Linked DNA regions of Homo sapiens: regions 1, 3, 4, 5, 6 and 7 are each linked to region 2. Evidence: chromatin contacts called from ENCODE Hi-C or POLR2A ChIA-PET data. All regions are on one chromosome and are shown on one strand. The core of a region is the stretch at or near the end of the contact, and the rest is flanking DNA. Distances in the headings are between cores, read along the strand shown. Region 1 holds the start of CUL4A (cullin 4A). Region 2 holds the start of ING1 (inhibitor of growth family member 1). Region 3 holds the start of LAMP1 (lysosomal associated membrane protein 1). Region 4 holds the start of DCUN1D2 (defective in cullin neddylation 1 domain containing 2). Region 5 holds the start of GRTP1 (growth hormone regulated TBC protein 1). Region 6 holds the start of F10-AS2 (F10 antisense RNA 2). Region 7 overlaps ATP11A (ATPase phospholipid transporting 11A).

Region 1 (3,193 bases), core at 522-3,021, 2.5 Mb after region 2:
CCACCCATTCTTATTCACCACGTCTTGGTAATGTTTCCTTCAAATATTTTAAAAATCCATTCCCTATATTTCCTATCCCTGTTACCACAGTGCTGGTTCTGAAGACAGGCATAGTTTAGTGGAAAGAATATGCGTTGAATCTTTACAAGTGTCCATCTTTTAACTGTGCTTCTGCTACTTACAAGCTGTTGAACAACATCTGTCAGACGCATGTACCGAGCGATATGAAGTGTGCATTGTGCTCGGAGAGTGAAGGGCGTTAAACGACAGCGAGGACGAGGGGCACGAGCCCGGCCTGCAGCACGGCCACAGCCTCGCGCTTACTCCTCCATCGCCTCCTGGAGTCCCCGAATTCATCCCGCATCCTGCTGGGAAACAGCGTCCATCCGACACAGCACCGCCCACAGCGGGCCCTCGGCGTGGCCCGCAGGCCCTTCGGACCGCCTGGGAGCGCGGCCACACGTGCCAGCAAGTGAGGGCAGCGACCTGGGACCGCCGCGTCTACTTACACCGCGACGACTCCGCGATCCACGGACACCGCCCGGCCCCCACGGCGGCCCTGCAGGGGAGAACTCGGGCCGCCTTCCCGAGTCCCGGCCGCCGCTGTTCGGCTCGCGCGGCTGCCCGCCGGGGACCCGAACGGAAGAAGGGTGGCGAGGCGGGAAAGGAAAAGGCCTGAGGGTCCAAGGCAGGAGGGGACACACGGAACACGCCGAGGGCCAACCACGCCGCCGCGCGCTCCCCGGCTAGGACCCACCTGCTGCAGGTACTGGTTAATGGTAATGTGCGCCATGGGAGCGCCGCCGAACGGAGAGCGCCACCCCCTACGCCTCAAGCGGGCCAGCTGGCGTCACTTCCGGCCCTCGGTCCGTCTGGGTCCTGGCGCCCCCGGCCCCGCCGCGGGTGCGCAGGTTGGTTCCGGAGGGAGAACCTGGGGACCGGCTCGGCGACGCGCTCGGGCTGAGGGGGCCCGGGGTCTTTCTGCCGGGGCCCCGTCCTCTCAGCCGGGACGCCAGCGGCTCTGATTGTGTGTTCGGGCCCGCCCGGGCTGAGGGGTTTGGGGTCCAGTGGCGAGGACAGCCCCACGGCTAAACTGCCTTTCACTGCGCTGACCCTTCGTCTGCCCCTTGTGAAAACCAGGCCGCGGAGGACCCTCCGCGCCTGGCTGGGCCAGGGCCTCGGGGCGCGCGCGCCCGAGGAGGGGGAGGGGGAGGGACATGGCGCGCGCTCCCGAGCTCTCATAAGGTGCCTCCGCCGCGCGCTCCCGAGCCTGCAGGAGTTAGGGCACGTCCCGGCGCGCACCCCTGAGCCCTCGAGGTGGTCTCACGCCCGGGGTGGGGGTGCCGAGCCCTCAGGAGGCGCGCGCCCCGGGGCCCTCAGGAGGGTGTCCCGGCTCCCGATCCCCTCAGGAGGGGTGCCCGCGGCACGCATCCCCGAGCCAGGAGGGGGTGCCCGGAGCCCTGGGGGCAGGGTCTCGGTGCGCCCCCCGGAGCCGGGGGTGAGGGTCCCGATCCCTCAGGACGGGAGTCCCGGCGCGCGCCCTCGAGCCAGGAGGGGGTGTCCGAATCTCTTAGGGGGAGTCCGATCCCTCAGGAGGGATTCCCGGCGCGCGTTCCTAAGCCCTCAGGAGTAGCCGGGCGCGGCGGCGGTTGGGCTCGGGCACGCGGGCGGGGCGGGGCGGGGCGCGCGAGGAGGACGGGGCGGAGGCCGCGCGGACCGGGGCGGGCGGAGCGGAGCTCGGCGGGCGGCGGCGCTCGGGGCGGGGCGCGGCGGTTCCGGCCCAGCCATGGCGGACGAGGCCCCGCGGAAGGGCAGCTTCTCGGCGCTCGTGGGCCGCACCAACGGCCTCACCAAGCCCGCGGCCCTGGCCGCCGCGCCCGCCAAGCCGGGGGGCGCGGGCGGCTCCAAGAAGCTGGTCATCAAGAACTTCCGAGGTGGGTGCGGCGGCCGGGTCGAGGGCCAGGCGCCCCGGGCGGGGACCCCACGAGACCCCGCCCGACTTGGGGGGAAGGCCCCGAGATCCGTGCGGGCCCCGGGAGCGGGGGCGCCGGGGCGCCGGCCGGGTCGGGGGTGGCTACGCGGGGCGCTTCGCGGCGCGCCCTGAGCCGCCCGCTCTCCCTCCGCCCTGCAGACAGACCTCGGCTGCCCGACAACTACACGCAGGACACGTGGCGGAAGCTGCACGAGGCGGTGCGGGCCGTGCAGAGCAGCACCTCCATCAGGTACAACCTCGAGGAGCTCTACCAGGTGAGGCGGCGGCCGGGGCTGGGGACGCCGCTCCTGCCCCGCGTGACGCAGACGCGGCCGGGCGGCCGCTCCGGGTGCCTCGCAGGCTCTCGCCGGGGAGCGGAAAGGCAGGGCGTTTGCCTCCACTGCAGGGCCGGGAGCCCCAGAGGCAACAAGTGGTTTTGTTTATTGCCGTGGTGGAATTTTTGTTTTCAGGCTTAAGCTGCTTAGAACCATATTTAAAGTTATCCCATTACGGAAGAGAAGGAGGTGTGTTTCTAGGAGCCACGTGACTCATATTTTGCAAGTATACGGCAAATTATTTTCTCGTTATATGTAAAACTCATGACTGTGTCACTTGCCACAGTAATAAGAGGGTCTTTTCTCTGTTGTGTTTTGTGATTAATGGTTGCCTTTAAGATATTCAAACAGATTTTGAAAAAATTCAAAATTCAGAAAAAGTGGTTTTGTTCTCTGTTGTGTTTTGTGATTAGTGGTTGCCTTTAAGGTATTCAAACAGATTTGGTAGCATTTAATTCAAAGTGATGGTGTTCCGTTTCTGAAGTAACAAAAAAGTACATTTTACCATACTTGGATATTTTATTTATAAGCGACTTTTTTTCTGGTGTCTTCTTTTTGTAAAGTAACATTCATTCAGTAGTCTAATATCTATATTTTAGGTCACGATGTGTCATACAATTATTTCTATTAAAAGGCTTGAATTAAAAAAACTTTTTTTCTGGATATGCAAGTGACTGCATTGTAAAAATTATAAAAAATACAAAAAAGAAGACTTCAATCACCTATACTCCTACCACCCAAAGAAAACTACTGTTGACAGTTTGGTGTACATACATCCATTCTTTGTCTGAAGTGTAAGTGGATGATGTTTTCTTACCAGCTTTGAGATAGAGTCTACATATAATGTGCACTTCAGGAAGTTTTAACAGATGCATGCAGTTACGTA
Region 2 (3,295 bases), core at 796-3,295:
GCCAAAGCTCTCCTGCTGTGTAGGTGAGATGAAGGGGCTTAAAAGTGAAGATTAAATCCACTTCAAAGTGTAAAGAGTATCCATCCATTTATCATTGCAGCAACGTTGCAACGTGAACAATCCGATTCCAAATACAAAACAGCTTAATTCAGTCTCTTTGCCGTACTCACATCCATAGCACAAAATACCCGGCAGGGCCCTGGAATGAGCACCACTGCGGTTAATAATCTACTCTATAAATACTGGACGAATCCAAATTTTTACTGGATTACACAGAATACGTTTTTAAAAAATCCAAAGAGTTTTAGATGTTACAACAGGGTTCCATCAAATACCACGTTTCCAAATCTTACCACCAGAATGTGTATCCATTTCAACTGCAATTATTTTGTGTCTAAAACTGTGTACTCTGCTTTGCAACAGGATAAACCCGGTGGATAAAAGCTGAAATCCGACCCTGTCCTAATTAAGAGGCTAAGAAAAATGGAGAACCGCGCTGGCGTGGAGTTGATACAGAAACACTGCAAGGGCTGGGGACAGGGCTTAGTTCGTGGAATACACAGGCAGCACCACCAACCCGGCTCTCCGGAAAAGAGAAAGTCCAGTGAGAAAGGTGAAAACTGACAAGGCACCGTTCTCCGACTTGCTGAAAAAAAGACAATGCAAATAGAGCAGGGTCCAAGGCGGAAGAAAATCAGAGAAAAGCAGGCAGCCAAGCGTGGCGAACACAGCTCTCGGGGCCACCCCGGAGGGGACCCGCGGCGGCCGCAGCGGGGCGGAGGCCGAAGCCGAGGCCGCCCCGGAACCAGAGAGCCAGGCGGGAAGTGCACAAAGGCACGAGGCCACGCCCAGGAGGGGCGGGCCCTTTGGCCGGAAGGGGGGGGGCCGGCGCGCGGGGCCGGTCGCCTAGGCAACGGGCTCGCGTGGCGTCCAGGCTTCTCAGAAAGCCCAAAATCCGGGAGCTTTGGGAGGGTAGAGGGGCGACGCGGGGGAGGGCGGTCCGGGGAGCTGAATGGCCTCAGGACGCCGGCCGACCGGGTGTCTGCATACTGTGGGCGGCCTTTCCAAGTGTGGGGAGCGGCCTCCGAGAACGGTGTCCATGACACAGGGCGGGAAGAGATAAGGCCTAGGGAAGGCGCCCCTCGGGCCTATCCACCTCTTCTGGGGCTCGGCACTAGGAAGCAGCTTCCCTCTCAGGCCCCTTTGTCTCCAAGCCGTTCCAAACTGAGTACCGGGAGACGACACAAAGGGAGGGCGGTGACGGATGGCGCAGGCGCGGGAGCCGCCTAGGCTGCTGGGAGTGGTGGTCCGGCCGCGGAATGGGTAGGTCTCCCGCGCACTCTGCGGCCGCAGCTCAAAGGACACCGAGAGGGTGCCAGTGCGCATGCGCCGCCACTTCCGCCCGTGCCCGGCCCTCCCCTTCCTTCCGCCTCCCGGAGGACTTGGGTTTCTAGTAGTAAGAGTCCGGGGGGCATTACTCACGGTCTCCCCGCCTCCTCTTCATCGTGATTGGGCTGTCAAAGTGATGTTGGCAAGTAGATTGGCTACTGCGGTTGCCAGTTCTGTTTCGGGCCCTACTTATACTGCTCTGTGGGGCGGGGACGAAGAGTCAGGGGCTGAGGAGCGAGTTGCGGTAGTTGCTGTGTACCATGGTCTCGGAGGTTTCTGTCCCGCGGCCCGTTAGGTCCTGGTCGGGTTTTCAGCGAAGCAGGCCGCTCCCCTGCGTTTCCCAGCGGGCGTGCTGTGCCGCCCAACAGGCTCTGCCTCCAAGTGCCAAAAACTCCTAGTAAAGTTTGCGCCTCGCCCGCCGTCCACACCCCAGCGGCCCTGACGCTGTCCCCTCCGCGACCCTCGCCTCTGGAAAAAGTGACAGGCAAGGCCACGCCCCCGCGAGGGCCGGCCTGGAGCCCGCAGCCCCCAGGGCCTGGGACGGTGAGGGGCGTGAATGCGGCGGGGGGCGGGGCCGTTGCCGGGGGAGGGGGCCGGGGCGCATGCGCGCTGCGCAGCGGGGCTGAATGTTTCCCAAGTGTTTGAAACTGGTATTTGGGTTTTCCACGTTGGACAAGTGCGGCTCGGCGGCCAGCGGAGCGCGCCCCTTCCCGCTGCCCGCTCCGCTCCTCTCTTCTACCCAGCCCAGTGGGCGAGTGGGCAGCGGCGGCCGCGGCGCTGGGCCCTCTCCCGCCGGTGTGTGCGCGCTCGTACGCGCGGCCCCCGGCGCCAGCCCCGCCGCCTGAGAGGGGGCCTGCGCCGCCGGCCGGGGCGTGCGCCCGGGAGCCACCGCCACCGCGGCCCGCGCCCTCAGGCGCTGGGGTCCCCGCGGACCCGGAGGCGGCGGACGGGCTCGGCAGATGTAGCCGCCGGGCCGAAGCAGGAGCCGGCGGGGGGGCGCCGGGAGAGCGAGGGCTTTGCATTTTGCAGTGCTATTTTTTGAGGGGGGCGGGGGGTGGAGGAAGCGGAAAGCCGCGCCGAGTCGCCGGGGACCTCCGGGGTGAACCATGTTGAGTCCTGCCAACGGGGAGCAGCTCCACCTGGTGAACTATGTGGAGGACTACCTGGACTCCATCGAGTCCCTGCCTTTCGACTTGCAGAGAAATGTCTCGCTGATGCGGGAGATCGACGCGAAATACCAAGGTACGGCCGGGTGATGGATGGGCGGGGGCGGCCGCCTCCTTCCCGGCGGGTCCGGGCGCGCCGCGGAGCCGGGCCGGTCCTGCCGTGGACCGGAGGAAGCGGCCGGCTCCGCAGCGGCGGCCCTCGGCAGGGGCAGGAACAAAAGGTCTGGAGCGCCTTTGATTCGCCAAGGTCCTTGTGTGCAAAGCCCGGGACACGGAGGAGGAAGGAGGCGCGAGAGGTCTCGCTGCAAGGCTGCGCGACCAAAGCGCTCTTTGTAGTGAAGTGATGAGGCGGGTGCTGCGGGGGAGGGGGCGGCGGGTCCAAGCCGCGTCCTCTAGGAGGGGGTGCAGATTACGGCGCGAGATGGAGGGATGTGCCGGCGCCTGGGGCTATAGGGCGCCGAGACGGGGCTGCAGGAGGAGGGCGGCTGTGGGCCGGGGTTCCCGCGGACCCGGTGCCTCGGTCCCGGGCAACGCCGTTCCTCTGGCCCTTCTTCGTCGCCCCCCACTCAGTCCCGAATCTGAGTGTTACATAAAGTACCGGGTAGTACTCCGCTCGGGGTAGGTCGGCCGCCCCCGCCCAGCCCCCTCCGGCCCTCACTTGGAGCTGGACACCGAGTAGGGGCCGACTGCGAGGGGCGACGCCGCCGGTTGTAGTTTGCGGAGGACGAGGGCTTTTCTCT
Region 3 (3,715 bases), core at 430-2,929, 2.6 Mb after region 2:
CCACGAGCTACGAGGAGTTGCCTCGAGACAATTCCCTTCAGTACTACTTGTTAACTTGGTAGAGCCATGGGCAAAGGCTCAAGCCAGTCCACGTGTCAGTCAATACTGCAAACTATACATCATAGTGTACTTAAAATACAAACGCTATGGTTTAAACATTCCCCATCAAACAAAGTAACATTGGACATCAAGAGAAAGAGGATAGGAAAAGGGGTTAATGGATCAATCCAAGGAAAGCAATGACGGGAACAAGGAGTGTATTCCAGCCTGATCCAGACAGAAGTCATTGTCTTCCAAGGAAGTCCTTGATGTGAGCAGATCCTTAGGCAGCAGATGCAGGGTGCTAAGCACAAGTGACAGCAAGGTGGGGTCTATCAAAATGCCAGTGTTGAATTGGTCAAATCCCGCCCTTTTTAAGGTCACAGTCCTCTGGTGAGGACTGATAGTGAGTGCCTGGTCCTGTCTTTATCTGGCTGAGTGCTGTCTCTATTAACTAGGTGCACATCCAGTCCCCGTTGCTATGATGCCTTTTGAAATGTAAGATTAAATCTTTTTCTAAGATGTAGGTACTTATGCGACGGGTGCTTTATACAAAGCAGTAGCGTAGGGGCCTTAATTAAATAGTATTTTAACAAAAGGCCATAAATCCTATATGATGACAAGCCAAAAAACAGAGCATCTTCAGACTTCTAAAATGCAGGAGCCAGGCGCCGTGGCTCAGGGCTGTAATCTCAGCACTTTGGGAGGCCGAGGCGGGTGGATTGCTTGAGGTCAGGAGTTCGAGACCAGCCTGGCCAACTGGTGAAACCCCGTCTCTACTCAACATACAAAATCAGCCGGGCGTGGTGGCGCACGCCTGTAATCCCAGCTACTTGGGAGGCTGAGGCAAGAGAATCGCTTGAACCCGGGAGGCGGAGGTTACAGCGAGCCGAGATCGCGCCACTGCACTCCAGCCTGGGCGACAGAGCGAGACTCCGTCTCAAAAAAAAAAACAAAGTGCTCGACAGGAACTTTCTGTAAGCCAAAGAGTATCGCCATCGCACCTTCACCTTCACCTTGGGCAGCCTGGTGCCGTCTTCCCTCAGCCCGCGATTAACGAGCGGAAGGCCGCACTGACCCATTTCAGATCCCTTATTTCCTTCCTAAAACCACTCAAGAGTTTGGGCACAGTGGCCTCCCTGTGTGAGGAACTTGCTTCCCACTCACCAAAAGACAAACCCTTCGCCCATCCCTGGCCGCGCACCCGGCCGGTCACCCGCGCTGCCACCCACACCACCCTCCTGTCCATAAAGAGCCCGCGTTTGGGACGCCTCGCAGGCTGAAGGGAGGCCTGGGCGTCCGCGATCCGTCTGCCCTTTCTCCCCTCGCGGGCTTCCTCTTTCCTCACTTTCTCCCGCCACTACTCTTCCTCTTCCTTTTCCGCGAACCCAGCCCACTTCCCGTTTCAGGACCTCGGCTCGGCCCCAGTCCCCCGGACCAGGCCGGGTCACGTGGGTCCAGGGTCACGTGCCGCTGCGGGTCACGTGCCGCTGCGGGTCACGTGTCGGCCTGCATCACGCGTGAGGGGGCGCGCGGTGCTGGAAGCTGCCGCACCTGCGGGGAGCCGAGCCGCCGGCGCTCGACGCGCGCGCTCTCGCGAGACCCGCGGGATCACGTGACGCCCGGGCGCGGCGCAGCTCACGTGACAAGCGCTGCCGGCCGCGGTGTCTTCTTCGTGCCGGCGTCGCAGTGGCCGGGCCTCTTGCGTCTGGTAACGCCGCTGTCTCTAACGCCAGCCCTTGGCGCCCGCGCCCCGCCACCGCAGCGCCCGGCAGTCCGCGGCCCAACCGCCGCCCGCGCCCCCGCTCCCCGCACCGTACCCGGCCGCCTCGCGCCATGGCGGCCCCCGGCAGCGCCCGGCGACCCCTGCTGCTGCTACTGCTGTTGCTGCTGCTCGGTGAGGGGGTCGAGGCGGGGCCTGGGAGCGGCGGGACCGGGCGGAGCCGAGGTCCCTGGGTCTTGAGGGCGGGGGACTGCCGGGTCGTTGTCCCGCGGGTCGCCCCGCACCCACTGCTCCTGGTCCCGGCCGGCTCTGCCCGCGGGCGGGTGTTTCTCTCGGGGTCGTAGGGTCGGAGCGGAGCTCAATGGCAGGTGCTTGGGGGACCAGGAGGTCTCATCCCAGGACCTGGCTCCTCTAAGGTCTGTCTCACTGAACTCAGTTTTTCTGTGGTGGTGAGTGCGAAAGGGAACTTCCGATGGCTTGCTCGGCGGTCTGGTGCTTTCAGGTCGTTAAGTTTCCTGGCAAGTTGAGGCGGTGAGATCTAGACGAGGCTGCGCCGCCGAAGGTGGCAGGGACGTCTGTGGTCTCAGCTCCCGGGTGGGTGACCTAGATCAAGCTCTTCCCAACATGGATTTCACCCAGGACAGGGAGAAGCCGGTGCGAGCATTCCCCACCTTTGTACTTGAACCTTTCTCCTCTTTCAGCGGTGTGGAGGAGATGCGAGTGTATTTATGTTATTGTGAATTCACATGTATGTTAAAATAATTTTTAAAGTTATCTTTGGGATTTCACAAGATTCCGTAGTAGACAAGATGAGGGAAAGCTGGCCTCAGACTCACGGTGGCAATGTTCATGTCTAGTAAGTAGTTTAAAGAGCGCCGTTCCTGTAGGCCGAAATGCGGGACCAGGGAACACGTGGGGAAGCACCCTTCTCTTCTGTCAGTTTATAGAGCTCAGATGGGCAGTAGGTGCTCAATATTGTATTGACTAGTGAATTTCGTTCTCATTTATTGTCTTAATAAGAGGATGTGTGCTGTCTCTTTAAGACAGTCCGGATTGCCCCCCGCCAACACTATTCTTTCACCTCCTCCCCCCGCCGCCCTCCCCCGTAATATGAGAAGATTATCTTAAATGCCAGGATCTGAAAGGTGATGTAGAATCAAGCTGGGGGAGTGTGTGTGAGTTAAGTAGATATAGAAATACACTCCTGTACACATCTGCCTTGACTTCTTTAAATCCCTCAGTCCCATCCAGCTGTAAAACTCTGTTACTGTGAGTGAATGGATCTTGGCTTCCCTTTTTTGTTTTGCCTGTTGTGTAAAATGAATTCTTTGAACTGCCTGAATAGCCACAGAGATGAACTTATTCCAATAGTAAGCCTGAAGCCTTGCTCAGCTCCTGCGACAGGGTCAGGTGTAGTTAATGAAAGGAGTTGCAGAAACAAGTTTTGTCATGTCACAGCAACTGCATTGTTCTTTGTTACAGATGCTCACAAGCCTCATAACTTTGATGTTTTGTTTCATGTTTTAAAAACTCACTTCAGGCCGGGAGCAGTGGCTCACGCCTTTAATCCCAACACTTTGGGTGGCCGAGGCAGATGGATCATGGCGTCAGGAGTTCGAGACCAGCCTGGCCAATATGGCGAAACCCGGTCTCTACAAAAATACAAAAATTAGCTGGGCATGGTGGCGCACGCCTGTAATCCCAGCTACTTGGTAGGCTGAGGCAGAAGAATTGCTTGAACCCGGGAAGCAGAGGTTGCAGTGAGCTGAGATCAAGCCACTGCACTCCAGCCTGGGCAACTGAGGGAGACTCCGTCTCAAAACAAAAAAAAAATTAACTTTAAAAATGAAGAGAAAAAATCCATAACTCCCTAATATTGTGATTGGAATATTGCTTGTGTAATCAGTCTTCTAAGATCTGTTCCATTATATCTTTTATGTTTACAATCTTAAC
Region 4 (3,345 bases), core at 723-3,222, 2.8 Mb after region 2:
TAATCAAGGTGGATACACTGGAACTAGGGCCGCCCTTCAAGCTCACAACCTTCACTGAGGCTTACCACATCATGCAAATTAAATTATTAAGGCCAGCTTTTAAAGTGTGTACATGGGGTGGGGGGAAGGCATTTTCTAGGTTTCATTATTTCTGTTAAAATGTACACAATTCTTGAAATAAAAATCTGGACAATCCAGTGGAAACAGCAAATAAAATCTCTAAACTATAAAAAAGTCTCAAACACTTTAATTGTGACCTTGTGAAATACGACTCATATAATCTGGCACCAAGGATACCCATATGTAAAATGGAAAGAAATTACTCTTAAAATGTCCTTAGGGTCAACTTACCCGGGGCTGGCGGGCCAATCATGTTGATCGAATAAACTACGTAAGTTTATGGATCACTTTCACTCTGTTTCGGTATACAGCACGCTAGAGGGAGGGGGAGTTAAATTCATCCCTGCTCTTGGATCTCCAACCTCGGCAGCAGTGGAACGCTCCTCTCCAGCATCCTGAACATGTTCAAGTTTTCCCCAAACTAAGTTCCTGTCCACTCTGCCCCTGTCCTCCTAAAAGCTGGAGCAAGCTATCTCTACCTGCCCAGGTGTGCATCCTAACTCAGGCTACCTGGCTCCAGCCCGGCCTCCGCAGTGACCCCTAAAGGTCACAAAAGCTCGGCTGCTGCGGTCAGTGGGATCTTTTCAGCTGCTCTTTTGTTCAGCACTGCTGATGGCTCCCTCCTCCTTTAAACTCCATCCTCTTGGTTTCGACACATTCTAGTGTCCTGGTTTCTCCTACCAGCCCCCTCTCAGTCTCCTTTGTGGCTCTTCTCCCATCCTGAAGCTTGTCCTCACCCTCCACTCCCCTCTACACGTTACCGTGTCCCTTCTCCGGTGGCTCTCTGTGCCTTAGCCAGGACAATCTTTCAGCTCCTATACGTCATCATCGCCTACCACTAAGGGTCTGTGCATTCTGTTTCTTCTGCCTGGAGCCGCACACGGCTGGCTGCCCCGGAACCTCACTTTTTCTCTGGCTAATTTCCAGAGAAATTCTCCACAGTTCAACTCACACCCTCAGCATCTGACACCACTCCCACAGCCGCATCCTACAAGTTCCTGGAACCCGTGCCTTAGCCTTTGTCCCAACTGTGGTCAAACAATTGTGCATCTGGTGCCTGTCTCCCCTGCTGGGGCATCAACTCCCTCAACGCCAAGATCATGCCTGGCCCAGCACCAGTCACACCCAGCAGCACCTTGCTGGCCTCTGAACCGATGTGGACTGAATAAATCCCATCCATCACCATTTCCACCACATTTCAAAGTAACTGATGTGCACCTCCAGCAGCCTCCCTCCTGCGCTGCGGAACTCTACCAGCTCCACAGATGCACACCTACAGCCACGCTACAGCTCCCGGCTAGAGCCCGCGCTAGGGCCCCGCTGTGCCTCTCCCTCCCCTCCCGGCAGCAGGGCCTCCCCCGCGAATCTGAGCTTCTCGCGGATTCCTTCCTTGCGCTGTTTTGGTCAACAGCCTCAGCATCTGCACAGACGCCCGCAGGAGCAGCCGAGCCCTCGCCCGCCTCGACTGCCCGTTTCGAAGCCGCCCTGGGAAGCCCCCGGCCTGGGTTCCCGCTCGGCCCCGGCCCCTGCCCCAAGGCCCCTACAGTTCCTCCCGGCCCCCGCCCTCCGCTCACTCCCGGTCGTCCCTCGCGGCTCCGGGTCAAACCCGCGCTCCCCGCGGTCCCGCGCCTCCGACGCCACCGCTCCGGCTCGCGGGCCCGCGGCGCGTTCCTCCCTCGGATCCACGCGGAACGCCCCGCGCAGCTCGCTGGGCTCGGCCTCCCACATCCAGCGCGCCGCCTGCGCCGACCTTGGGGCCCGACCCCGACCCCGACCCCGACGGGCAGAGGCGACGCCGGGCCACCTACCATCTCCCCCGCGCCGCCCGCTTCTGGCCGGCCCCGGCCTTCTGCGCAGGCGCGGCGGCGGCTCCGCCCTCGTCCTCGGACGGCCGCGGCCCTCGGCTCCGGGGCAGTGCCGGGAGCCGGCCGCGGGGACTCCCACTCCCGGCATGCTCAGCGCCGCCCGGGGGCCCACGGGAGCTCGCGCCCCACAGCCCCTGCGCGTCCAGCCCTCTGCGAGGGCCTTGGCTCGCCCCTGCGGGGTCCAACGCCAGCCTGCGGCTGCCAGGCCCCACGCCGGCCAGGAAGTGCTCGCCGCCCGCGGCCGACGGGACCCGCCCACGCCCCGCCTCTTAAAGGGGGCAGTGACTGCGGCTGGGCGGGAGTCCGGGTCGGCTTGGCTGAGCGGGGGCGGTGCTGGGCAGGGCGGCGGCCGCTCCCTCCCGGACTCCCGGCCTCCCGGCCTCCCTGGTCCCGCCTGGGAAGGGATGCAAGGAAGCCCTCCGGCGCTGCGCTCCGAGGCGGGAGACAGCGTCCCCCTCCGCCCCTCGGGTCCTGGCGCCTCAGAGCCCGGCCCAGGCCGCGGAACGGTGATGCTCGGGCCGGACGGGCGGGCGCGGATCCCTGCGTCCCGGTGAGCACCAGGCCCGTCCATCCGGGGCTCTTTCCCGGGGTCCCCTTCCTTCCCTCCCTCCCTGGGGCTCCCCTCCCCTCTCTCCCTCCCCGGGGCTCACCTTCCCTTCTTCCCTTCCCAAGGGTCCCCTTCCTTCCTTCCCTCCCTCCCTGGGGCTCCCCTCTCTCCCTCCCCGGGGCTCCCATTCCCTTCTTCCCTTCCCAGGGGTCCCCTTCCTTCCTTCCCTCCCTCCCTGGGGCTCCCCTCCTCTCTCTCCCTCCCTGGGGCTCACCTCCCCTCTCTCTCTCCTCGGGGCTCCCCTTTTCTTGCAGGTATTGTCTCCCGGGGTCGGGTGGTCTGTGTGGCCTGGGGTCCCGCTCCTCCAGGCCTTGCCTAGGCGCTCTTCGCTGAGGCCCACGTTCTAACCTGGAATGGAACCTGCGTTCCCACCCTGGCCGCCCGGGTGGACTCGGGGCCTCCAGGGCCGGCCGCAGAGATGCAGCCCTGTCCCTGGCCCCCCTCCTGTGACTCCTAACGGCTCCTCACGGTGTCCATGACCCAGGGTGTGGACGCCTGCGCGGGGGAAGCAAGACCGCTGCGTATCGGGTCCCTATTCACTGCCTGTTTTTCTGATTATTCTGTCTTCCAAATTTATCTTATTTACCGGCTTTTTCAAAAGGAGTGTCTTAATGATTGGATTACTTGTGAAATATTTGTAGTTTTTTTCTCCTACAGGCTTGACTTAAATATTCTAAAGCTTTTTTGTGGTTGTTGAGACAGAGTTTTGCTGTCGCCCAGGCTGGAGTGCAGTGGCTGGTCAAGGCTCAAGCG
Region 5 (3,287 bases), core at 280-2,779, 2.7 Mb after region 2:
ACTCAGAGGGATACCCTGTCTCAAATAAATAAATAAAAGCAAAAGTTGATCTTGTCACCCCCTGCCTGGAAAACCTTTAACAGTTGGCTTCTCTGTGCCTGGCCGTGGTCACCACACACCTCCGACCCTCCGCCCAGGTGCAGGGCCCCTGGTTTCATCTCTGTCCTTCCCCACCAGGTCCCTACTGCTCGGTCCCTGGAAGCCCAGCTGCCATTCACATCCCCCTTCTCAGGAAGCCCCCAGGACTCCCCTTTGACCCCACTTCTCTGAGTTCCTAGCTCCAGGGCACACTCCCACCAAGCCCTCACCCCAGGCAGACACTTCATTCATTCACTGAACACACAGGGAAGTCGCCTGGCACTGCCCCAGGTTCTGAGGACTGAGCAGTGAATGAAAAATCCGTTGCAGGGAGGAAGGGTTTTTGACTCCAGCAGGGGCTGTGCTGGGAAAGGCAGAAATGAGGAGGTGCCCTCCGCACAGGGAAGCCTGGGGCGCCCCGGAGGAGGGGGCCCTGCAGCTAACCCCGAGGCGGGCGGGCGGTCAGGCCGGTGCTCACCGCAGCAGTAGGAGGCCTGGGGTCGCGGAGGAGCGGCAGGTCGAGCAGGGCCCTGTGGGTCCCGTCACAAGGACGGAGTCTCGCTCTGTCGCCCAGGCTGGAGTGCAATGGCGCAATCTCGGCTCACTGCAACCTCCGCCTACTGGGTTCAAGCGATTCTCCTGCCTCAGCCTCCAGAGTAGCTGGGACTACAGGCAGGAGCCACCACGCCCGGCTAATTTTGTATTTTTAGTAGAGACGGGGTTTCACCATGTTGGTCAGGCTGGTCTCAAACTCCTGACCTCGTGATCCGCCCGCCTCGGCCTCCCAAAGCGCTGGGATTACAGGCGTGAGCCACCGCGCCCGGCATGGATCGAGTTTTGATCCATCCCGATATGGCTCCCTGCTGGGAGGGACGGGTCTCCTTCGCGTCCGACCCGCCGGCCCATCTCAAAGCGGGAAAACCGGTCCCTGCGGCTGCCCTAGCTCGGAGCCCGCAGCTTCGTCCCGACCTGCCCGGAAAGGTTCCTCCCCCTCCCTCCGCTCCGGGAGCCCGGACTTTGCCCGGCCCGTCCCAGCCCAACCCACCTGCGCCCTCGGGACCCACCTGCGCCCCCGGGACCCACCTGTCCGGCTCCTGGGGACGCCCCCGCCCTGCAGCAGCCGGGACCATTTGATCGCCCTGCGGGTGAGCGTGACCAGGTAGCTGGAGAAAAACTTCTCGTAGGCGGCGTCGTCGAAGTCCTCAGGCCGCTCGAATCCGTACGGGTCGATCCTGCAAAACCGAGAGAAGGAGGCCGGCGTCCCCGAAGTTTCCTCTGGGGGGTCGCGGGCCCGCGCGGGGACCGCAGCCGCCGGGGACGCCCGCACCCCGCGCCACACACCTGGGGACCCGCGAGCGCTCGGCGGGCTGCATGCGGGGAGGGAGGCGCGCACCGAGCGAGGCCAGCGGGTCCCAAGTTCGCCTCCCGGCTCCGGGGCGCTTAAGTCCTTCCGGCGGGACCGCGGGCGCGTGGGGGCGGGGCGGGGAGCGGAGAGGGGCGGGGCTGGAGGCGGGGGCGGGGGGGGGCAGGGCGGGGGGAGGGGCGGCTGGGGGCGGGGAGGACTTGGGGAGAGAGGAGGGGCAGGAGCGGGGGAGGGGCAGGGGAGCACCCAGGGCGGGGGAGGGGCGGGGCTGGGGGCGGGAGGACCTGGGGAGAGAGGAGGGGCAGGAGCGGGTGAGGGGCGGGGGAGGGCCGGGGGAGGGGCAGGGGAGCACCCAGGGCGGGGGAGGGGCGGGGCTGGGGGGGCGGGAGGACTTGGGGAGAGAGGAGGGTGGGGGCGGGGCGGGGCCTGCTCCCGGGGCTTCCGAGGCCGCGGCGTCCCGCGGGCAGAATCGGGGGCGCCTCCCGCAGAACCCCCGCGGCCTGGACCCGGGTGAGAGGAGCTTCTTCTGCGATTCCTTCAAACCTCAGTGCCTGGCCGACCCGACTCTGACACCTGACTCCTATTTTTATTTTATTTTTTATTTTCTCCGCTGCATTTCAAGGCCGAGACCAACACACAAATGAGAAGCCCCCAGGGGCGCCCGCCCGTTCCTGCCCCCCCAAACCAGGGACCGGGGTCCCCCCACCGGCGAGCCAGGCCTGGGAGAATCCGGGGCAGCTCTGGTTCCGAACGGCTTCTTCTCGGTCCGCATCCAATGACATTGTCCTGAGATTTCAGCTGCTTTTCGTGTCCGGGAGGCCCCGGAAATTTGCCAGAACTGCAGATTTTGAATTTTGCTCTGGCGACGTGGCAAAGGGGAGCCCCCAGACGTGAGGCGCTGGGGCGACCTCGCCCTGGGTCCCCCAGGGGTCTGGAGCGGGGGCTCCTCCGACAGGCCTCTCCCCGCCTGTAATTTAGGCCCAGGGCGACCTGGACAGGCCCCAGGAGGAGGCCGTCCCCGGACTCCAGACGCACTTTCCTGTGAGAAGCAGCCCGGCCTCGTCTGGGTGAGGCGAGGATCACAGGCTCAGCGTCCCCTGCGCGTCCGTCAGGGCCTTTCGGAACCAACTTGGGACCTTCCCATGGGTGTTTCCGGAATGTTCCATGCGAGCGCCACCCAGGAGCCTGGTCAGCAGCGTGTGGAACGGACCGGTCCCTAAGTGCGGACTCCCGCCTCTGCCTTTCACCCTTCTCCAGCCCTTGCAAGACCGGGGGGCGGGGTGGGGGTCAGTGCCCAGCGGAGCAGAGCCCCCGACACGGTTCCTCCCGTTCCTAGTCTGCTGGTTCTGGGAACTCCCCAAGCTTTCAGCCCAGCTCCTCAGCACTGGCCTTTGGTAACACGCGGCGTCCCTCATTTGAAAGATCACACAGCCCCCACTCTACGGTCTGACCTCCTTGGGATGTTTAGACCCAAGCCAGGAGACAGGGCCATAGCCTCCTGCCCCTCGGCCTACGGGTGCCCCACAGTCCAGGACTGACAGGTGGGCGTCCGTCCCCAGGGTCTTCGAACCCCGTCTGGGCTCCTCTCTGCCTAAGTCAGTGACTCCCTGAACCCCTCTCGGGCTCTAACTGACGCCCGAATTTCCTATATCGCATCCCTCGCGCTTTCTGGAGCAACAGACACAGTCCTGCTCCCCACTTCCCAGCACCCGGGGTCCTGCGCCCAAATCGCCCCACACCGCGCAGCTTCTGTTCCAACCCCAGGCCTGGAAGCCTCACGGCTCCCCTTTTCCCTAATTCCTGCCTTCTGGCCATGGAGATGGGGTTCTAACCTCCCTTTCCCACC
Region 6 (3,422 bases), core at 234-2,733, 2.4 Mb after region 2:
GAGGAGTCTGCAGGCTGCCAGGAGAGCGAGGGAGACTGCTGGGGGTTCCCGTCAGACAGCGCTCAGCGGGGGCGAGGGGAGAGGGAGAGAGGCAGAGCCAGAGAGACAAAAAGAAAGAGAGACAGAGACAGAGAGAAAGAGAGAGACAGAGACAGAGAGAAAGAGAGAGACAGAGACAGAGAGAAAGAGAGAGACAGAGACAGAGAGAAAGAGAGAGACAGAGACAAAGAGAAAGAGAGAGACAGAGAAAGAGAAACAGAGGGGAGGGAGTAAGTCCAGGTAAAAAACAAACAAAAAAATTGAGAATAGAACAAGAGAGAAACAGAGACATGGAGACACAGAGAAAGACACAGTGAGACACAGGAGACAGAGACAGAGAGAGATGCTGAGAGACAGACAGGGAGAGGGAGAGAGAGAGGAGACACCAAGACACAAAGAGGGCGGAGAGACAGACACAGAAAGAGGGAGACAGCGGGGCTGGATGGACGTGTGGCCGGGCCAGTGGGGAGGAGAGACGAGTCCGCAGACAGCGTTCAGAGGCCGCGCTGCCTGGGTGCTGAGCCGTCCCGGGGTTCACGGTCGCAGTTTGTCCTTACAAAACGCCCAGCCGCCCCGACCTGTGGTGCTTAGGGAGGACCTACCTGGCTGTGCCGGTCTGAGAAGGGGCCAGTGAGGCCCGGTGCGGGTACGGGCGGGTGCAGATGCAGCCAGGAGGACGGGCGGGAGCGGGGGCCTGTCCCACACGGGGGCCTCGGCAGCACCGGCATGGCTGGAGGCCAGTACGGCCAGGTGTGGCGGGAGGGAGCGCCGTCTGGCTTGGGTCGTCCATCCTGACAGGACGCTGCAAGGGCAGGAGCCCCGCGCCCCGTGTCCTGCGCCCCCGCTCGAGGACAAGCCCCAGCCGCCGGTCTCCGCTGGGTTCCGACAGGCCTTGCTGGGAGGCCTTGCTGGGAGCTGGGGGTCGAGGCTCACAGACTGCGCTGACCCCAGCAGGCACAGCTGGGTCCAGGGACTCGGGAACTCGCAGCCTGACGCGGGCCGGACCCCCGGGGTGGGTGCTGAGGGCCTCGGATGCCCTCCCTGGCTGGACGTTGTGGCTGTGCTGATACTGAGCGGTAACCCTAGGAAGGAGAGTCCCCTGGGCTCAGCTACCCGGGACAAGGTCAACAGGGACACCGGCCCCAGTTCCAGGAGAAAAACAAGCACGGCCAGCGGCGAGTGTGGGCGACAGCAGCTCAGGGAGAAGCAGATTATCAACAGCGAATTCACTCAGGGTCAGCCAACTGTACGCTTAAAAAAAGATTCCTGCGGTAAACTGTATGTCTATTTTACCACAATAAAAAACTTATTGTTTTTAATTACCAATGACTTCTAAAAAATGTTTTTAAAACCCAGATCACAAATCCTGAACATAGGGCCTGAAAGGCGAATTCAGCCACCACGGAGGACTCCCGCACCGTGGAGCCGGGACGCAGGGACTCCATGCTGCGCGGAGGGCAGGGGCACGTGACGCAGGGCGTGGGGGAGGCGGGGCGTGGAGGAGGCGGGGCGCGGGGGGCGGGGCGTGGGGGAGGCGGGGCGTGGGGGCGGGGCGTGGGGGGCGGGGCGTGGGGGAGGGCAGGGGCACGTGACGCAGGGCGTGGGGGAGGCGGGGCGCGGGGGAGGCGGGGCGCGGGGGAGGAGGGGCGTGGGGGGGCGGGCCGTGGGGGAGGAGGGGCGTGGGGGGGCGGGCCGTGGGGGAGGAGGGGCGTGGGGGGCGGGGCGTCGGGGAGGGCAGGGGCACGTGACGCAGGGCGCGGGGGAGGCGGGGCGCGGGGGAGGCGGGGCGCGGGGGAGGCGGGGCGCGGGGGAGGCGGGGCGCGGGGGAGGCGGGGCGCGGGGGAGGCGGGGCGCGGGGGAGGAGGAGGAAGGGTTCTGAGTGGACGCGGGGACTCCATGCCACGCGGAGGGCAGCCGCTCATGAGGCGGGGTGTGGGGGAGGAGGAGGAAGGGTTCTGGAGTGGCTTTTCTACTCCAGAAGTCTCCCCGATCCTGAAAGAAAATCTAGACAGGTGGAAAAAAGAGAAACATGTCCAGATAGTGTCTTCCACATTAATGGTCTCCCAAGCTCTGAGGAAGCCCAATGAGTTGAACAGTTTCTCATAAGCTTGCGGGTCCCTGTCAGTGCTTCTGAGATGCTAAAAACGCCAGGCTGTGGGCTGCGTCACCATGTGTCTCCTCTTTAATTTCTTCAGGAGCTCCAGGTGATAAGCTGCCACCTCCATCCACAATGTGGACATCAGAGGATGCAGCATGCTGTGGTTTGAATGTGTCCCTATAGTGCACGTGTTGGAAACTTAATCCCAAGGCAACAGTGTTGAGAGGTGGGACCTTTAAGACGCATTCATTGTCAGAGCCCACGTGAATGAATTGATACCACTATTGTAGGAGTGGGTTCGTTATTTTGGAATAAAAGGATGAGTTTGGCCCCCTTCCTCTCTCCCCTTTCTCTCTCTCTCTCTCTCTCTCTCTCTCTCTCTCACGCGCATCCACCTTCCACCATGGGATGACGCAGCAAGAAGGCCCTCGCCAGATGGGGGCCCCTGGACCTTTGATGTCCCAGCCTCCAGAACTGTAAGAAATAAATTTCTGTTCTTTATAAATTACCCAGTCTCAGATATCCTGTTACAGCACCACAAAGTGGACTAGACCACACTCTACTCTGTGAATCTAAGACGCACCATTATTGATGAACCTGAAAGAAAGAGCATATACCCAAATTAGCTGTGGGTCAGCTCAGCCTGGAGGCAAGAGGGGGAAGCTCAGATAATCTAAACCACAGGCCAGCCAGGAACCAGCTTTGCAATACATTTACACTATTCACATGGGCTCCCAAAACTCACACAAAAAAATGTATTTAAAGGGATTGCAAAGTGGCAGTGCCCCCAGGGGGCAACATAAAGCACAACCCCTTTCAGGAAGAACTCGGCCTTGTCCAGGCTGACATTAGAACATTGGCTGTAGGGAACAGGCCAATTCAGAGATGTTGAAATCTAAAACATAGGTCCCAGAGTTGATTGAACAGGTATTTAAATAGGGACTGCGGCAAGATCTAAGTATTCAATGACCAGGTTCTCCATAGGCTGCTCATTTCAGGTTCCACACAAAGTTGTGGGGTCAGTTGATTTAAGCTGGGGACCCCCACAGAGGACACCCCAACATCTGAAGGACACGACAAAGACCCCAAAGGAAGGAAGATTCTCCTCAGGTATACAGAAGGAAAGTAAACCAGTCAATGGAAAAAGTGTCCCAATGTTGGTTGGTTTGTTTTTCAGAACAGAAGAGGGTGACAGAAGAACGATTATTCATATGAGAGATGAGGAAGATGAGTAGAACGAGGTGAATCTTAATGTTTGGACAATTTATTATTGTAGAATTTTTGG
Region 7 (3,197 bases), core at 569-3,068, 2.1 Mb after region 2:
AGGCAAAAGACCCAGAATAGCCTCGCAGTATTGAACCAAGTTGGAGAACTGACACTAGCCCACTTTAGGACTTACTGTAAAACTACGGTAATCAAGACAGTGTGGTGTTGCTGAAAGAATAGAGAAATAGCGGCTGGGCGTGGCGGCTCACACCTGTCATCCCAGCACTTTGGGAGGCCGAGGCGGGCGGATCACGAGGTCAGGAGATTGAGACCAACCTGGCCAACACGATGAAACCCCATCTCTACTAAAAATACAAAAAAAATTAGCCGGGCGTGGTGGTGGGCGCCTGTAGTCCCAATTACTCAGGAGGCTGAGGCAGGAGAATGGCGCGAACCCAGGAGGCAGAGCTTGCGGTGAGCCGAGATCGCGCCACTGCACTCCAGCCTGGGCAACAGAGCGAGACTCCGTCTCACAAAAAAAAAAGAAAAGAATAGACAAATAGATCAATGAAACATCATAGAGAGCCTGGGAGTAGATCCACCCAGTAAATCCACCCAGATAGTCAACCCATTCACCCAGATAGTCAACCCATCTTTGACAAAGGAGCAAAGGCAATTCAGGGCAGACAGAAAAGCACTATTTCTTTTCAACAAATAGTGCTAGAAAAACTGGACATGCAAAAAAAAAAAAAAAAAAAAACCCAGCAACAGTGACTCTAGACAGTGATCACACACCGTTCAAGAAAATTAGCTCAAAGTGAGTCATAGACCTAAATGTAAAATGTATAATAATGAAACTTGTAGAAATGTAGGAGAAAGTCTAGGTGACCTTGGGTTTGGCAACAAGTTTTTGGATAACACCAAAAACACTGTTCATGAAAGGAAAATTGATAAGTTGGACTTCGTGAAGATTAAAAACTTGAGCTTTGCAAAATACAGTTAAGAGAATTAAAATATGAGCCACTGACTGGGAGAATAGATTTGCAAAACACACATCTGATAAAAACCTGGTATCAAACAACACATGGAAAATAAGGGTGTTTGGATGGGTAGGGCGGGATGACCTAGGGAGGACATGGAAAGTTAGTTTCTTTTTTAAAACTCCAGAGACTCTCTTCTGGAGCTCCCCTTGCCTTTTTTATTACAGTCAACCTGAGATGGGAACTGAAAATATGGCCGTAGTTGTCATGAACTGGGGGGAGCCACTACTCTGTTTTTACCCTCATTAAGGAACTTTATTGTGAAAGGTAAAATCACTTTGTAAATGTGAATTAGAATAGAAAATGGAAATTCCTTATATACTCTCTAAGCCACTGGAAACTTGAGGCAGAGAAGTTTTAAAAGACGCACATGGATTTCCTCTGAAATATTTGTAAACACCAAATTCAGAACATGTTGGTTAGTTTAGGACCATACCAGGCTTTAGTTGTTACATTGAATTGTAAATAACTTATATTCATGAGCCTGGAATTAAAGAAATTCTTGGTATGAGAATTTGACAACTACTTCTGGCTTCCAGGAGCCAGAACCCACCTTCGAATGGGATTTTGAAATAAGCCCCGTTGAAGAGACACACAGATGGCAGAGGCCGCAGCACAGGCTGTGAGACCTTCTTCAGGTTTCGGTAGACTGTCTTCATTACGGCGTAAAAACATGTCAGATGAAATTTCAGAAACTATTTCCAAACTCAGTGAAGGTTCGTGACATCTGGGACGTTGTTGTTTTCAACACAGAAGTTGAATGAAACTGCTACAGAAGCAAAATGAGAAGTGTGGAGAGGAGATGCTGTGGTGGCTGGGCATTCTCCCTCCTTCCCCTCCCTCCCCTCCTTCTCTCATTCCCCTCCTTCCCTCCCTGACCTCCTTCCCCTCCTTCTCTCATTCCCCTCCTTCCCTCCTTCCTCTCCCTCCCCTCCCTGCCTTACTTCCCCTCCCTCCCCTCCTTCCTCTCCTTCCCCTCCTCCTCCTTCCTCTCCTTCCCCTCCTTTTCCTCCTTGCTTCCCTTCCTTCCCTCATTCCCCTCCTTCCCTCCTTCACCTCCCTCCCCCCATCCCCTCTCTGCCCTCCTTCCCCTCCTTTTCCTCCTTTCTTCCCTTCCTTCCCTCATTCCCCTCATTCCCCTCCTTCCCTCCTTCACCTCCCTCCCTGCCATCCCCTCTCTGCCCTCCTTCCCTCCTTTTCCTCCTTCCCTCCTTCACCTCCCTCCCCCCATCCCCTCTCTGCCCTCCTTCCCCTCCTTTTCCTCCTTCACCTCCCTCCCCCCATCCCCTCTCTGCCCTCCTTCCCTCCTTCACCTCCCTCCCTGCCATCCCCTCTCTGCCCTCCTTCCCCTCCTTCCCTCCTTCACCTCCCTCCCCCCATCCCCTCTCTGCCCTCCTTCCCTCCTTCACCTCCCTCCCCCCATCCCCTCTCTGCCCTCCTTCCCCTCCTTTTCCTCCTTCCCTCCTTCACCTCCCTCCCCCCATCCCCTCTCTGCCCTCGTTCCCCTCCTTCCCTCCTTCACCTCCCTCCCCCCATCCCCTCTCTGCCCTCCTTCCCCTCCTTTTCCTCCTTCCCTCCTTCACCTCCCTCCCCCCCATCCCCTCTCTGCCCTCCTTCCCCTCCTTTTCCTGTCCTTCCCCCTGAGGCCTCAAAGCCCCTGTGCCTGAGCTGTGGACAAGAAACACGCCTGCCTCAGAAGCTGCCTGGAGCTGGGTGAAGGCTTCCATTCAGCTCGCTGTCATGCTCTCACTCAGAGGAGAGATCATGCAGAAATTACTGAAGTAAAATGCTAATGTGTTGAGTTAATGATCACAGGTTTACGTTTTATAAAAGACATCTTAATAATCAAACTATTGTTGAGCTACCTTGCGTTTTATCTTGAATTCTCTGGAGTTAGGTAATTTACATACGTGTTTCAGAGTACACACTTTGTTTAAGCTGTCTTAGCTGTCAACAAACACTCTAAATTATGAATTATGAGTTTTATATCTAAAGCTAAACATTTTGTACTGTAAAATCCAGTGCTACTTACTATGCCCTAGAGTAACACTACAAGAGTAAAATCTGATCTCAATGATGGATGTTTGTTTTTCTTTTATGCAGTACACATTTTGGAACTTTATACCCAAGAATTTATTTGAACAATTCAGAAGAGTAGCCAACTTTTATTTCCTTATCATATTTCTGGTGCAGGTAAGGCCGGTCATTGTTTTCCATCTCATCACATATAAATCTAAATAAGTGACATTTTATTCTCAGGTAACTGCCACACGGC

What was found. Hi-C counts contacts between places; a loop is a spot of excess contacts on that map. ChIA-PET counts read pairs that join two places held with the same protein, here RNA polymerase II (POLR2A). Pooled maps may share reads with other maps.
Region 1: a loop to region 2 is called in a map of CD4-positive, alpha-beta memory T cell, with 10 times the contacts of the local background. The contact joins the promoter of CUL4A here to the promoter of ING1 in region 2. A Hi-C loop is called at or near these places in 1 of 168 maps with a recorded cell type or tissue (CD4-positive, alpha-beta memory T cell), 8 of 37 single-sample maps with no recorded cell type and 14 of 50 pooled maps. POLR2A ChIA-PET finds 5 or more read pairs at or near these places in 1 of 52 experiments (CD4-positive, alpha-beta T cell).
Region 3: a loop to region 2 is called in a map of CD14-positive monocyte, with 10 times the contacts of the local background. The contact joins the promoter of LAMP1 here to the promoter of ING1 in region 2. A Hi-C loop is called at or near these places in 2 of 168 maps with a recorded cell type or tissue (CD14-positive monocyte and naive thymus-derived CD4-positive, alpha-beta T cell), 8 of 37 single-sample maps with no recorded cell type and 13 of 50 pooled maps. POLR2A ChIA-PET finds 5 or more read pairs at or near these places in 1 of 52 experiments (activated B cell).
Region 4: a map with no recorded cell type shows a loop between it and region 2 (26-fold over the local background). The contact joins the promoter of DCUN1D2 here to the promoter of ING1 in region 2. A Hi-C loop is called at or near these places in 9 of 37 single-sample maps with no recorded cell type and 18 of 50 pooled maps. POLR2A ChIA-PET finds 5 or more read pairs at or near these places in 1 of 52 experiments (PC-3).
Region 5: POLR2A ChIA-PET joins it to region 2 with 12 read pairs in activated CD4-positive, alpha-beta T cell. The contact joins the promoter of GRTP1 here to the promoter of ING1 in region 2. POLR2A ChIA-PET finds 5 or more read pairs at or near these places in 2 of 52 experiments (activated CD4-positive, alpha-beta T cell and activated naive CD4-positive, alpha-beta T cell).
Region 6: a map of CD8-positive, alpha-beta T cell shows a loop between it and region 2 (8-fold over the local background). The contact joins the promoter of F10-AS2 here to the promoter of ING1 in region 2. A Hi-C loop is called at or near these places in 6 of 168 maps with a recorded cell type or tissue (CD4-positive, alpha-beta T cell, CD8-positive, alpha-beta T cell, ascending aorta and 2 more), 1 of 37 single-sample maps with no recorded cell type and 14 of 50 pooled maps. POLR2A ChIA-PET finds 5 or more read pairs at or near these places in 1 of 52 experiments (naive thymus-derived CD4-positive, alpha-beta T cell).
Region 7: a pooled map shows a loop between it and region 2 (39-fold over the local background). The contact joins the enhancer-like site here to the promoter of ING1 in region 2. A Hi-C loop is called at or near these places in 4 of 37 single-sample maps with no recorded cell type and 3 of 50 pooled maps.

What each region holds. Positions count from the first base shown.
Region 1 is chr13:113,207,842-113,211,034 of GRCh38, forward strand. It overlaps CUL4A (cullin 4A), which reads left to right and starts at 1,772. Exons shown (of 20, transcript NM_001008895.4): 1 at 1,772-1,934; 2 at 2,132-2,247. The coding sequence starts at 1,787. PCID2 (PCI domain containing 2) reads right to left here and starts at 828. Exons shown (of 14, transcript NM_001127202.4): 1 at 758-828. The coding sequence starts at 793. RefSeq lists enhancers at 1-533, 534-1,183 and silencers at 718-1,007, 1,268-1,537, 1,638-1,967, 2,028-2,267.
Region 2 is chr13:110,711,655-110,714,949 of GRCh38, forward strand. It overlaps ING1 (inhibitor of growth family member 1), which reads left to right and starts at 2,046. Exons shown (of 2, transcript NM_198219.3): 1 at 2,046-2,631. The coding sequence starts at 2,496. It also overlaps a transcript of CARS2 not described here. RefSeq lists enhancers at 473-562, 1,163-1,212 and silencers at 703-1,042, 716-884, 1,883-2,232, 2,243-2,432, 2,593-2,882 and 2 more.
Region 3 is chr13:113,295,560-113,299,274 of GRCh38, forward strand. It overlaps LAMP1 (lysosomal associated membrane protein 1), which reads left to right and starts at 1,680. Exons shown (of 9, transcript NM_005561.4): 1 at 1,680-1,936. The coding sequence starts at 1,876. RefSeq lists a silencer at 1,811-2,090 and an enhancer at 2,321-2,500.
Region 4 is chr13:113,488,739-113,492,083 of GRCh38, forward strand. DCUN1D2 (defective in cullin neddylation 1 domain containing 2) reads right to left here and starts at 1,973. Exons shown (of 7, transcript NM_001014283.2): 1 at 1,929-1,973. The coding sequence starts at 1,931. It overlaps SLC9D1 (solute carrier family 9 member D1), which reads left to right and starts at 2,283. Exons shown (of 13, transcript NM_017905.6): 1 at 2,283-2,535. RefSeq lists an enhancer at 1,144-1,443 and a silencer at 1,674-2,593.
Region 5 is chr13:113,362,601-113,365,887 of GRCh38, forward strand. It overlaps GRTP1 (growth hormone regulated TBC protein 1), which reads right to left and starts at 1,530. Exons shown (of 8, transcript NM_024719.4): 1 at 1,420-1,530; 2 at 1,162-1,310. The coding sequence starts at 1,451. RefSeq lists a silencer at 1,114-1,408 and enhancers at 2,396-3,089, 3,090-3,287.
Region 6 is chr13:113,152,503-113,155,924 of GRCh38, forward strand. F10-AS2 (F10 antisense RNA 2) reads right to left here and starts at 1,484. Exons shown (of 3, transcript XM_011537532.4): 1 at 1,412-1,484; 2 at 642-1,268. The coding sequence starts at 1,484. LOC124903216 (a long non-coding RNA gene) reads left to right here and starts at 1,998. Exons shown (of 4, transcript XR_007063880.1): 1 at 1,998-2,363; 2 at 2,555-2,613; 3 at 3,315-3,378. RefSeq lists a silencer at 1,865-1,914.
Region 7 is chr13:112,801,932-112,805,128 of GRCh38, forward strand. ATP11A (ATPase phospholipid transporting 11A) reads left to right here. Exons shown (of 30, transcript NM_015205.3): 3 at 3,026-3,115. Among named protein-coding and RNA genes, the nearest start is that of ATP11A-AS1, 49 kb to the left of the region's middle. RefSeq lists enhancers at 398-647, 1,474-1,713. Within about 2 kb of position 1,819, at least 2 of the 41 ENCODE cell types and tissues checked have a DNase peak (open chromatin) inside an H3K27ac peak, as active enhancers do.